Regions from separate parts of the Homo sapiens genome. Here region 2 is linked to region 1. Evidence: chromatin loops called from intact Hi-C (ENCODE). Cell type or tissue: dorsolateral prefrontal cortex. All regions are shown on one strand. Each heading gives the region's core, and the rest is flanking DNA. Links, peaks and the distances in the headings are about the cores only.

What was found. A loop is a pair of places that touch in the nucleus more often than their neighbours do. Peaks named below come from ENCODE experiments on the same cell type or tissue, not always from the same donor. Only the 100,000 strongest peaks of a DNase experiment are listed, where the experiment ranks them.
Region 2: it touches region 1 in a loop (8-fold over the local background); 4 of 110 quality-filtered maps call a loop at or near these places.

Annotation. Positions count from the first base shown.
Region 1 is chr16:73,711,850-73,718,347 of GRCh38, forward strand. It overlaps a transcript of ZFHX3 not described here. Among named protein-coding and RNA genes, the nearest start is that of TRK-TTT1-1, 240 kb to the left of the region's middle. RefSeq lists an enhancer at 2,341-2,635. In dorsolateral prefrontal cortex, for the core only: a CTCF peak has its summit at 2,459 (motif pointing right); DNase peaks (open chromatin) are centred at 1,692, 2,184 and 2,492; H3K4me3 peaks cover 1,381 bases; H3K27ac peaks cover 1,119 bases.
Region 2 is chr16:73,843,651-73,850,148 of GRCh38, forward strand. It overlaps a transcript of ZFHX3 not described here. Among named protein-coding and RNA genes, the nearest start is that of TRK-TTT1-1, 370 kb to the left of the region's middle. In dorsolateral prefrontal cortex, for the core only: a CTCF peak has its summit at 3,004; a DNase peak (open chromatin) is centred at 2,991.

The sequences.
Region 1 (6,498 bases), core at 1,316-3,815:
TCTCTGGCTGGAAGAGATCTCACAGCAAATCTATAAAGGGGCCCTCCAGCCCCACCTACAGCCCTTGAGGCCCTGGCCCTGGCCACACTCTCTGGGAAACCCTGAGCCCAAACAGCCCAGGCAGGAAAGAAGGGGAAGCAAAAGAAAGCAGGAATGCATCAATCACTTGAAATCATCGAGTCACTGAATAAACAACCATTCTGCTCTCTTTATACCTGTGGCTCATACGGAGGATGGAGAGATGAGGGAGGAATGGTGAGGTCTGGTCCTGAGCCTAAGAAAACCCCCGGTTCATCATGGGCCTTATTTTCCCCAGCTTTGTCGCCACCAAGTTTGTGAGGTTGAGCTTGTGCTCAACAAACCAGCTGCAGTTTTAAAAAAAAACGAAGGCCCGTGCCTGGGCAGAGATATCCCAGGCTGCCCTCTGCCACCAAGCTCTGCCTGCCTCCTCGTCAGATGTCCAAGCTGCCCTTCTTCCTTGGGGACAAAGGCTGTCCTCTCCTTGGGGCCTTCTCCTCAGTGGGTTATCAGGGAACATCTCAATTCAAACCCAGGCCTCTGAAATCTCTGACCCTTCCCCAGCCCCTGCCCAGGTTGCAGGCTAAAGTTATCCTTCTCGGGTGTAATTTTCTCCCAGTTTGCTCAGGGAGCACAAGCCCTGTGTGACTCTTGATTTGGAGGGACATGCCTACCTCTTATGAGCCTCTCAGTGCCCATTTGGCTTCTTTGAGCATGGGAATCTGGTGGCCAGAGCAAGGGCAGGTGGCCATGTCTGGAAGCAGCTGGCCTTCCTGAAGGACTTGCCCTCTTTTGTACTGTGGAGCATATTCTCTCCACAGTACAAAAGGAAACCAAGTCAGGGCTGAGAATCAGCATCAGTGTTCTGCAAAATCAGCTTCCTTCACCCTAGGTATTTCTTTGTTTTCACCGTAAGAGGGGGGATATATAATCTTGGCTGCCCAGAAAACACAACATAAAGGACACCCCAGTTTGTGGCCCAGCAATAGGCAATAACTTTGCCTCATGCTGGAGAGACTACAGGCCATTTGCGCTAGCTTGAGGTCCTATGTACATTGCAGGGTGGGCTGTCTGCTGATGGGGGCTCCGCATTGCTCAGAGCCCTGGACTTTCCCATATGCAGGAGCTGGCCCACCAGCCTGGTAATGGGCTGATCTCCAGCTCTGGAACCTGGAGTGGAATTAGACACCAGCCACCCCATGCTCTCTTTTGTTTAGAAAAAGGAGAGAAAGAGAGAGAGAGTGAAAAATAAAATCCCCAATCGTTTAGTACAAGTCATTTTACATGCTGGGATAATGAAGTATAAAAATGCCTTCAAAGAACTGATTTCCTACTTTTAACTCACTACCAGCCAAGCTTTTTGTGAGGCCTCTCCGGAACATGCATTCCCGTCCCACTCAAACAAAAGAGCTGCGAATTCATTAAACTATTTAATTATGCCTTTTTATTTTTCTCCATTAGCAAGTCCTACCAGCACAAAGTAAATAAAGCCACCGTGGTCTTTCCCCAGCAGACACACTGACTGTTTTTATTCTTTATTCAGTTTATAATATAAAGGGCTATTTTTCCTCCTCCTCCTATTCTTGGCGAGTTTCCTAGCACAAACCCTGCAAATAGAAGCACCCAACTGTCCATGCAATGCATGAAGCTGGCGCAGCAGCATTCGGAATTGCAGGCACATACTCCAGACAGCTTTCAAAGTACCCGCAGCCAACGGCAGCCAAACAGCACTTTACAGCCAGGCACAGAAAAGATATTAGCTTTTTTTTTTTTTTTATACTCTAGTAAATTTGCTTTTTACATCTATTTCTTTTCAGAAGGGCTTGTTATTGAGCTTACTGTCCACAAATTCCATTGATCTCAGGCTGTGACTCAATCCATATGCTCACGCTTTGACACCAGCACAGCAAGCGAGCGATACAAATCCTGTTCAGGCTACAAACTTATTGATTTTATAGATTTCCCCCAAAGTTGTGATAATGATATATCATTGTTAAATTTGGTAGAACAAACTGCTTTCCCAATCTGTCAATGCGAGCATGAAAACCAATTCACAGCCTTGTTTAGAAGGCTTTCGCATCAGAAGAATAAGTACAGCCAGAGGAAGCAGATCACCGATACCCAGCGGCTGGCACCAGCTTGATGTATGATCCCTTCCTCACTGCCCTTTTCTGACCCGCGGCACACTGGGCTGCCAGACTCGTACTTACTGGCTACAATTATCCACAGTGATTCCTCCCTAGGATGCTCAGTATTAATTATTAACAACTGGGAGCATGCTGCTTGGGTGACCCACATCAGTAGGTTTTAAAAGACAATTTTGGTAATTTTCATACGCTATTCAGATGCAGTTGGATACATTAGGATCCTGGGCTTATTGACTTTAATAGGTCAATTTTTTTTTCCTGCAATTGTTCGCTCTCCCCCATCTTTAGGAAGCAAGGCAGCTGCTTCCAGCAGGGGGCAGATGTCAGACAACATTTCCCTTGGAAAGGACACATCTCCATTCCCAAGCACGGGTTAGGGGACTCCATTTGCCTCAACTTCAGATGCTTTCTCTACAGAGACTGGCTAGATCTGGGAGTCCTAGCAGCATGGTAGGATTCCACTAGCTTTATGTCTTCCTAAGGTATTTGTGTCCTCAAGTCTCCATCCAGCCCAGTGTCCTCCGAATCACCCCATCTCCCGATTCTCTTCCTGCCTGGGTATTCAAATGCTTTATGGCATGGAGACGTCTGCACGTGTGTGTTAACATTTCAACATGTGTGTTAGCATCTATTCCCAACTTCCTGATCAGCTAGAACATGCTTTCCACCATTACTGTGTGGTTTCCTTGGGTCATGAAGACTACGATTATTTTTGATGTTTTCCAAAATATCCACTTCCCCTCCTTTCCAAAACTTTAGTCTTGGTGTAGTCTCCCTTTTGTCTCATCATCTGTTCCTTGCTGCTTTTCACTTTCCTGCTCAGAAATTCATACCAGCTCCTCTCACATGGTAATCTATTAGTCCTGCTCCCGCTCATTTAAACAAAAACAGGTTAACAAAGCAACTGCAAACTATGCTAGAGTCTCATCTCCTCGGATAAAGTCCGGGTCTCTCTCTCTCTGAGAATCGTTCATTGCCTTTTAAAAATGCTTCCTTTTTCTCTGCCCTCCCTACCCCCATGAAGTTGCAGCTACCTCTCATTTGAGCATATAGCATCTGCTCCCAATCTGCCTGCTCGGGTCAAGCTGGATGACTAGAAATTGTACTTGTGTCACATGATGGTTCTCGGCTAAAATTCTGACTGCCGGCATCCCTGCAGTTTCATTTCCCATCACGTGCCTGCTTGACCTCAACATGGGTTGAGACCTAGGTTTCTTAGAGCCTCATGCCCCACAGGAAATTGACCTCACTGAAGAGCATCAAAGTGAAGAGCATCCAAATGAAATCAAGCATGCTGGCATAGTATGGCTATGAACAGACCCAGTTGACCGTCTCATTCAATTACCACACGGACGTAGACTTGCGTATCTTCTTTAATGCCAACAATAATTTACATCCTTATAACAACTTCATGCTGGCAATGGATTTTCATATAACTTCCTCACAACCTGTGAGAGAGCTTATGGAGGTGTCACCATCCCATTTTATAGATGAAGACACTGAGGCCGAAACTTATGATCATCAAGTTAGCAAGTACCACAGCTGGTCTTTTTTTTTTTTTTTTTTTTTTTTTTTTGAGACAGAGTCTCGCTATGTTGCCCAGGCTGGAATGCAATGGTGCGATCTCGGCTCTCTGCAACCTCTGCCTCCAGGGTTCAAGCAATTCTCTGCCTCAGCCCCCCAAGTAGCTGCGATTACAGGTGCCCGCCACCATGCCCTGCTAATTTTTTTGTACTTTTAGTTGAGTCGGGGTTTCACCATCTTGGCCAGGCTGGTCTTGAACTCCTGACGTCGTGATCCACCCACCTCAGGCTCCCAAAGTGCTGGGATTACAGGCATGAGCCACTGTGCCTGGCCCATAGCTAGTCTTTAAAGCTCTAGGTCTCCTGGCTCCAAATCCAGTGGTCTTTCTAACAGCATATTTCCTCTACATCTTAATTTTTTAAACAACCACCTGCATAAAACCTTTGCATTCCAGGTGCTCCATTTCCCTAACCCTACACATTGTTTGAAAAATTATTTTATTGACGTCTTTTGTCTATTTCCATCAACTTGTGTTTCATGGCAGTAATTAAGTTTTACGCTCCTCCTGCTAAGAAAAAAAGTAAATATAGCCATGGCCCACAAGAACCATCATTATGGAAATGACTTCCATTTCTTTTGCAGTTTAGGGGAGGGAATGGGTGGCTGGGAAGGAGTCATAAACTTACAGAAAAAAAAAATGTCCCTCAAGGGATTTGTGATATATTATCTTTTCAAAGATCACTAAAATGAGAGATTTGGAACGTAAAGAAAATTCTAACACAGCCCAAATATACAAGATTGTTTACAGCCACAGATTCAGCATGTAATTTCCACAGCCAGGATAAGGGAGTTTCTAGAAAAGCACCACAACAATTAAGCTGCTGGCCAGGAAATCGCAATTAAAAAGACGGGCTATTTTCCTTAATCCACCCCTTGCAACTTCCAAAGGATTTTCTAGGGTTTCTAGGACTCAGGACCTCCCACCTCTCAAGGACAGATGGAAGGATGCACCTAAGAGAACAATTAAAATTTTATGATGAGTAAGTTCCTTCTCCCCCAGAATTCTTACTCTGAACACACACACACACACACACACACACACACACACACACGCATGCACGCACGCACAGACCTAACCGCCCTCCTGTTCATAATTGAACCGGTCCGAGCGTGCAGGGCCTTCACACAGAGTGATGGCTTCCCCTGTCTTCTGCATTTGTTCGGCTCCTTTGGGAGGAGCAATTTACAGAAAGCATTATCGATTTTTGCCATAATAGGTACAGAGATGCCTCACCGTCCCTACTCAGCCGGCTCGCTCTCTGCATCACAACTGTCAGGCCAGTTTGTGAAGCCCCGTCATTATTTTTTTTCAAGTAAATCCATCATAAGGTTGGGGTAGGGGGAGGTAAGGGAAGCGATGAAAATAAAATTATTTTCACCTTGCCATATGAAAGAATGTTCACATCCTTCTTTGGAAATGAGTGCAAGCGCCATAGAACAGCAGAAAAAATAAAAGAAGAAAAGGAAATTTGCAGTATCTCAAGAAGAAAACCAGATGAAAGACAGAGATGTAGTTGGGACCTACCTGAACTATTCTGAACGCAGTTATACCTGGGCTCTAGCTTGCTGTCACTTCTCCCCAGGGGGCTAATGCACCTGCAGATATTGTCTTTAGTGTGGAATAAAAAGAAACAGGACATGCATTTATTTGTTTGCTTATTTATTTACTTACTTGTATGTGTGCATCACAGGATGGAATCTGCCCTGAAACTCTTTTCTCCAAAGACCACCCACCTGTAACAGAGACCACCGATTCCCATTTGACTTATTCCCTTTGTGCCAGAAGTTTCCTGATACTCCCTGCCCCAGTGCCCTCCTCACTGGTCACTGGAGGCCACCACTGTCTGGTTACTAATCAGCATGTGAATGTAAATATACCTAACCTCAAATATTTCTTAAGATGAGAACAAGCCTCTTAGAAATCACATGGAAAACTACACTAAATGCATTTTTGACGCTCAAACAAGCCTTTTGATATTCATGTCCCCACTTGCTTGGTCCTTGGTGAGCTCTTCAAGCAGGTTGCTAGGCTCCGAGGAGGGTTGGAGCTTACTCTCCTTCATCTCCGAGTTCGGACCTCTCTCTTCCCCCCAGTTCCTAAACGCAGCCTTGTTTGAGGCTTAGAAGACTTAATCCAAGAATTGGCTCTAGATCTCATTCCCAGTTCCCCAGTTCATTAGCCATGAAAAGTGATAGCCGCTTAAGATTTTTACGAGACATTGTTCCAGAGGCGGACATTGTGCAGTTCCAGAACTGCACAATTACCCACACTTTGCATGCAGCCCTCCAGCCTGTGGCTCTGGTGTAAAGAGCACAACAGCCATCACTATGCAGAATGAAAAGCGGCCTGTTTGCTCTTGGTTACAGGCGAGGATGTGGTGATGTTTTGTTCCAAGTGGTGCTTCCTTGAAAGGATGTTTATTCTCATACAAATTCAAACCCTAACGTGTTATCTTTTCTCCACTCCTCCCAGCCCCTCCATCTCTCCATTCTCCAAATACAAGAACCTACTCTTAAAAGCACACAAGTGAGCTGGGCACGGTGGCTCACGCCTGTAATCCCAACACTTTGGGAAGCCAAAGGGGGTAGATGACTTGAGGCCAGGAACTCGCGACAAGCCTGGCCAACATGGCAAAACCCTGTCTCTACAAATAACATAAAAATTAGCCGGGCGTGGTGGCAGGCACCTGTAATCCCAGCTACTCGGGAGGCTGAGGCAGAAGAATCACTTGAACCCAGGAGGTGGAAG
Region 2 (6,498 bases), core at 1,529-4,028, 130 kb after region 1:
GCCTTCAATCCCCGCTTCTCACAGCAAGATACCCTGTATTTTTTAATCAGTGGGTTTACTTAGAATGAGATTCCAAGTCAGCAGTCAGCAAACATTTTCTGTAAAGAGCCAGACAGGAAAAATTTTAGGCTTTCTGGACCACTAGGTCTCCTTCGCAGCTACTCAACTCCACCTCTGTCGTATGACAACAGCCACAGACAGTTTGTAAACAAAGGGGCGTGGCTGTGTTTCAATAAAACTTTATGGACAATGAAATCTGGATTTTGTGTAGTCTTCATGTGTAACAAAATATTCTTTCAATTCTTTTTTCAACGATTTAAAAATGTAGAAATCATTCTTAGCTGCCAGGCCATACAAAATTAGGCAGCGGGCTGTGGATTGCCAACCCTTCCTGTGTAACCCAGAAACCCTTCAGTGACCACCATGAAATATTACCTGGTGCAGTTCTAAGCGACTATACTTTCAAACAAGTGTTTCAGAAGGACAGATGCCTGCAAAGAATACAGAAACAGGAGTGGCAACCACATGAAATAACAATAAGGTAAGAAAAAAATGAACAAACCATAAAAAGAAAAGAGGTACAAAATGCAGTGAAATGTATGGGTCCAGGTCCCAGATATGATGAAGTTATATGACTGGGGGGGTTGAACAGGACAGCTGTTTTGCTACTGGTACTTGGACTTGGTTGAAGGTAGGGTTTGACAAAAGTCCCAAATAAGAAAGCATGACCCTGTTCTTATGAGTGAAGATGAGAAAAGGAAGGAGACAAGGAGATCATGAAAATAATGAAGACATTGAAGGCCAATACTATGGAGACTTCCTATGTGACAGGAATTATTCTAAATGCTAAATATACATCACTTAATCCTTATAACAGTCTTCTAGGCTTTATTATTAGTCCCATTTTATAGATGAGAAAACTAAGACCCTGAGATGATAAATAACATGCTCGAGGGAGGGATGGGGGGATGGGAAGATGGGTAGAGGGATGGAAGGATGGACAGACTGACAGGAAGATGATAGACATGATTGACAGACGATAGAGAGAGATCAGATAAGTTAGGCAGACATGTAGATGATAGGTAGATGGATAGGTAAATGATACTAGATGACAGAGATAGACAATACAGAGATTAGTAGACAGATGATGGGTAGATCAATGGGTAGACAGATGGTAGACGGATGGATGGGATTGATAGATGGATAGGTAGGTAGGTAGGTAGGTAGGCGGATGGTAGGAAGATGATGAATAGATGATAGATAGCCCTCCAACTCTAAAAATGGGGCACTCAACCCCACACTCTGCTGCTCTAATGGGCAATAGGGGAATTAACAAAAGGCTGCTGGAACCCAAAATGAGGGCTAAAGAAGGAAGAGGTGGTAGGAGCTCCTCTTTTTTATAAGCAGCCATGCACTGATACCCTCTATTCTTCCAGGAGGTTAGTTTGAATGGAGATTTCCTGAAGGAAGTGAGTTTGAAGTCATTTTGAAATAACTGAAGGAACTAAATATTGAAACATGCACGCGACCATAGGAAGTGCGTTCGTGGAGGACCTGGAACCAGGAAAAACAAAGATTCAGAGGCGATTTGAGAGTGTGAAGATGATTTGAAGAGCCAGACGTTTTTTCTCTCAGATCTAACACAGGAGCAGATTTTCAAAAACACAGGTTCTACAAACTGCCTGTCTTTGATATCCAGGAGGAGCTCATCTGGAATGCAAAGGAGCTAGTACAAGAAGCACCTTCCTTCCTGGGTGGTGAGACCAGCCCCGTGCACTTAGCGAGTGGATTTTAAATATAAAGAGATTTGTGTCCAGTTATCTAGGTGGCCACTGGAATGACAGTAATTCACACCAAACCACATAAGGAGGAAACATCATCCATCTTCATTTTTTAGAAAAAAAAAAAGCAGCTTTAGAAAACCAGATAACTAGCCCTCAATCAATTCCGAGTCAGCAGATCTATTTACTCTCTTCTGATGCTGTGTCACTCGATTGAGTCTTGCTGGCTCCGTCAGGATTTTTCCAACATGCGTTGTCATGGATCAAAACCTTCCAGCAACTGTCCTTTGTCTCTCAAAATAGTGTCTTTTCTCAATCCATGAAGTAAGGCATGTCTCACTCAGGATCTGCTCAACTGATTTTGAAAAAGATGCCAAAATTCTTTTTTCTCTTTTTTTTTAGAGACAGAGTCTCACTCTGCCACCCAGGCTGGAGTGCAGTGGCACAATCTTGGCTTACTGCAGCCTCAAATTCCTGGGCTCAAGAGGAGTAGCTACTCAGCCTCCTGAGTAGCTGAACACAGGCATGTGCCACTCTGCCCAGCTAATGTAGAGACAGGGTCTTACCATATTGCCCAGGCTGTTCTCTAAATTCTGGACTCAAGCAATCTTCTCACATAGGCCTCCCAAGTGCTGGGATTGCAGGCATGAGCCACTGTGCCTGGCCTGCAAAAGCTCTTTACTTTGAAAGCACATTGAAATTGTTCTGTACTTGGCAGCGGTGGTTACACAGCTGTATATTGCCATCAACATTCATGGATCTATACACCAAAGAGTGAATTTGACTGTATGCAAGTGATGTTTCCATTTAAGTAAGAGTCAAAGGAAAAAAAAATGAAATACTGAAATTTCTGTCTGGACACGGAAGGCTTAAAAAATAGGAGCGTCTATCCTCTCTGAGTATCTGCCTAAGTTTTCGAGGGAAAACATGAATGAGCCAATTAAAGATCTCATTTCTAGGTGACTGACAAATCACATTTGAGTTACTCAACTAGTTCTGGTTTGGGGATTGGTGAGTTTCACTGTATCAAGCTGTGACTCTGTTTAACCCAAGTATTCCCTCGAGGCCAATCTTGGCTGTCTCTCTTCAAGCTGAAATTGAGAGGCTTTGCGAGTGGCCCTATAAACACGCTAATGAATGAATGGACAACTAATTACCTTGTAAATATGCATGAATAAGCACAGGCCTCAGATGCCTCTGCAGTAAGCCAAATGTCTCGGCGCCCCCTTGCTACTTACTTGTGCATGAGAAAACGTGTGATATTCCTACGGTGGAAGCTCAGGCCTCTCATTCTCAGAGGCAAATCTTTCAATGTTGGTGGAAAAGGTCCTGGTATAGGACACTTTAAAAGACACATTAATAAAAATAACAGACAAATGTAGCCATGAAGAATAACCCATCATCCACGTTCCTACACCCCCATAAAAGAGTAAACTAACCTCTTGATTAAATTTTTCCAGCAAGGAGGCCCTTTTTTTATTTTAAACTTGTTTTTAAATAGTTTTTTTTTCTCCTTTGTTTATATATTGTAGGTCACAGTGATTCCCCTTAGTGCTCAAAGATTGCAGGGCTTTAAAAGCCCTTAAGGGGCCAGGCACAGTGGCTCACGCCTGTAATCCCAACATTTTGGGAGGCTGAGGCAGGAGGATCACCTGAGGTCAGGAGTTCAAGGCCAGCCTGACCAACATGGTGAAACCCCATCTCTACTAAAAATACAAAATTAGCCAGGCATGGAGGCGCAGGCCTGCAATCGCAGCTACTCAGGAGGCTGAGGCAGGAGAATCACTCAAACCCAGGAGGCAGAGGTTGAAGTGAACTGAGACTGCCCCATTGCACTCCAGCCTGGGCCACAAGAGGGCAACTTCATCTCAAAAAGAAAAGCCCTTAAGGATGACACTGCTTCCTGTCCTAGGAACATGAGCATCAAACTACAAAAACCAGTGTCGAGGGGGGATTTGGCTGGTCCCTGGAAAATGCATTCCCATGAGAGGCTTGCTGGAGAACAGCACCCTTGGCAGGCATTTGTAGACTTATCCTGGGCCAGAGAGACTCATCCAATCTGGTGTGTTGAATCTGTTCATAGTATAATTGGCGTCAATTATAATAACTAGAGTGACATCCCACATCCATCCTTTGGTGAATGAGCCAACTTCAGCAAGTTATTTAGCCTCCTGGGTCTTCAGTTTACTCATCTGTCTTATGGGACTAATAAAAACTACCTTGTAGAGTTGTTAGGAAGATTAAATTTGACAATGTATAGGAAGTGCCCAGTTCAGTGTCTAGTATATAGCAAGTATTTGATAAGTAATATTTATTATTATGATGAGATGGAGTCTCCCTCTATTGCCCAGGGTGGAGTACAGTGGCACAATCTTGCCTCAGTGCAACTTCCGCCTCCTGGGTTCAAGTGATTCTCCTGCCTCAGCCTCCCGAGTAGCTGGGAGTACGGGCACGTGCCACTATGCCTGGCTAGTTTTTTTTTTTTTTTTTTTTTTTTTTTTGGATTTTTAGTAGAGATGGAGTTTCACCATATTGGCCAGACTGGTCTCAAACTCCTGACCTCATGATCCACCCACCTCGGCTTCCCAAAGTGCTGGGATTACAGGCGTGAGCCACCGCGCCCGGCCAATATTTATTAGTAGTAGTATTAATAAGGCCCACCGGAAGAGTAAACTAATTTTGTCTCATTACAGTTTACACTCAATCTAGTCTAGACATGGGCTAATTTCAGTGGGGGCAACATTTCCCTAAATAGCAGTTGGAGCTGGTCCTACTCTCAGAACTGAGACAAGGACCAGTAGACACTAGACTCCCTTAGGAGCACTCAGGAGCTTCCTAGACTCTCTTAGGAGCACTCAGGAGCTTCCTATTTCCAGTCTTATTTTTTCCACTGGTCTATGCTCAGGACTGAACCTAGGCAATAAGCTGTTATGAAACTAGGGCAACGTTACTTGATATCTAATAGATAAAAGCAAGAGCTGGTGAGTCCTTCAAAACAGTGCTTCCCACAGCCTGGCCCACAGAACAGGCACCATGCAAGATACCCCTCAAACGCAATAGACCAAAGGAAAGTAGGTTTAAGAAACTCTCAAGGCCACATAATCCAATGGATTTCTTTACTGCAGAATATTTCAGTGCTGGAATTCATTGTGAAGTTCATATTAATTCAACACCCATGAACATCATATACATTAGGAATTTTTTTAAATCACAGGTTCATGGATATGTTAGATACCATCTAATCAAATCACCTCCTCAATGCATTCATTCTGTGATAACATCCTGATAAACAATGACCAATTTCACTGTTGGTGACGGAACTTAGTACATCGCTATGAAGTAGATTCCATGTGTAATGGTGCTAAAATTACAGGAAACTTCTTCCTTATGTTGAAACAGCTTCTGTCTCTTCTCAAGTTTTTACTCATACGTACTTTCTGTCATATGTATTTTGTCTTTTGGTGCCATCCAGCATGCAACTACAAGCCACATTCCTTCCAGGACTTGAAATTCCCAAGGGTTTTCTTTTGAGGCTAAACATTTTCTTCGACTGTTCAGTTCACTGGTATTTTTAATTTCCAGACACAGCATTGTTCTTGTTAACAACTGCTGGATGTACTCTAGCTTTATCCATGTCCTTTCAAATATTCCTACGTGTAAACTGAACTCATCAGTGCAAAGTATGGAAAGACAATCACCTTCCTTGCTTTGCACAGTATACATCTATAAACATGGTCAAAGGTTACAGTCGCTCCTTAGGCGGGCCCCATGGTGTGTGACGTCAATTCACATCCTGATGTTGCTTTTTATATGAACTTCTGCTATGAAGCCACATCTCACAAGACCTGTAGTCATGCAGTTGAACTTTGAATCTGAATACTGGGATTTGAATTACCTTTATTGCACTTCACTTCATCTGAACTCAGCCTTCTCCCCTGTTGTGATTTTTCTTTAGAACACTGGCTCTAATAGCCAATGTGTTAGTTCTCTCCCGCTTTGCATACTGGAAGGTATGATTTCTATTTTTTCCTGTAAGTGATCGATTATACAATTTTAAAAAAGGATAACAGGGCCTGGTTTAAAATTTTAAAGAGATAACAGGGCCTCCAGGTTGGGAATGATTATGAAATGAGGGTAATTCTCCCAAGTTACCAAAAGTTGTTGATCACGGTTATTCAACAAACTATGTTCCACTAGCCAGTCCACATTTCTTCACTGAGTCTTCGAAGATATATAAGTGAATTTGTCAACATCCTGGATTTGCTGAAATCTGAGCTGTTGCCTTCATCCACTGATATAGCATTTATTTATTTATTTTTGAGACGGACTCTCGCTCTGTCGCCCAGGCTAGAGTACGATGGCGTGATCTCAGCTCACTGCAACCTCCACCTCCCAGGTTCAAGCGGTTCTCCTGCCTCAGCCTCCCAAGTGGCGGGGATTACAGGCACCTGCCACCATGCCCGGCTAATTTTTGTATTTTTAGTAGAGGCGGGGTTTCACCATGTTGGTCAGGCTCGTCTCAAATTCCTGACCTCAGGTGATCCACTCACTTTGGCCTCCCAAAGTGCTGGGATTACAGGCGTGAGCCACCGCGCCTGGCCAGCATTTATTTTTAAAAGGAAGGAAGGGAGGGGAATGAGTAATTTGCCACGATTTACTTTTTAGTAAACCATGTTGGCTCCTAGAAACCATGGCTTCCTTTGATGAGGATTTACCA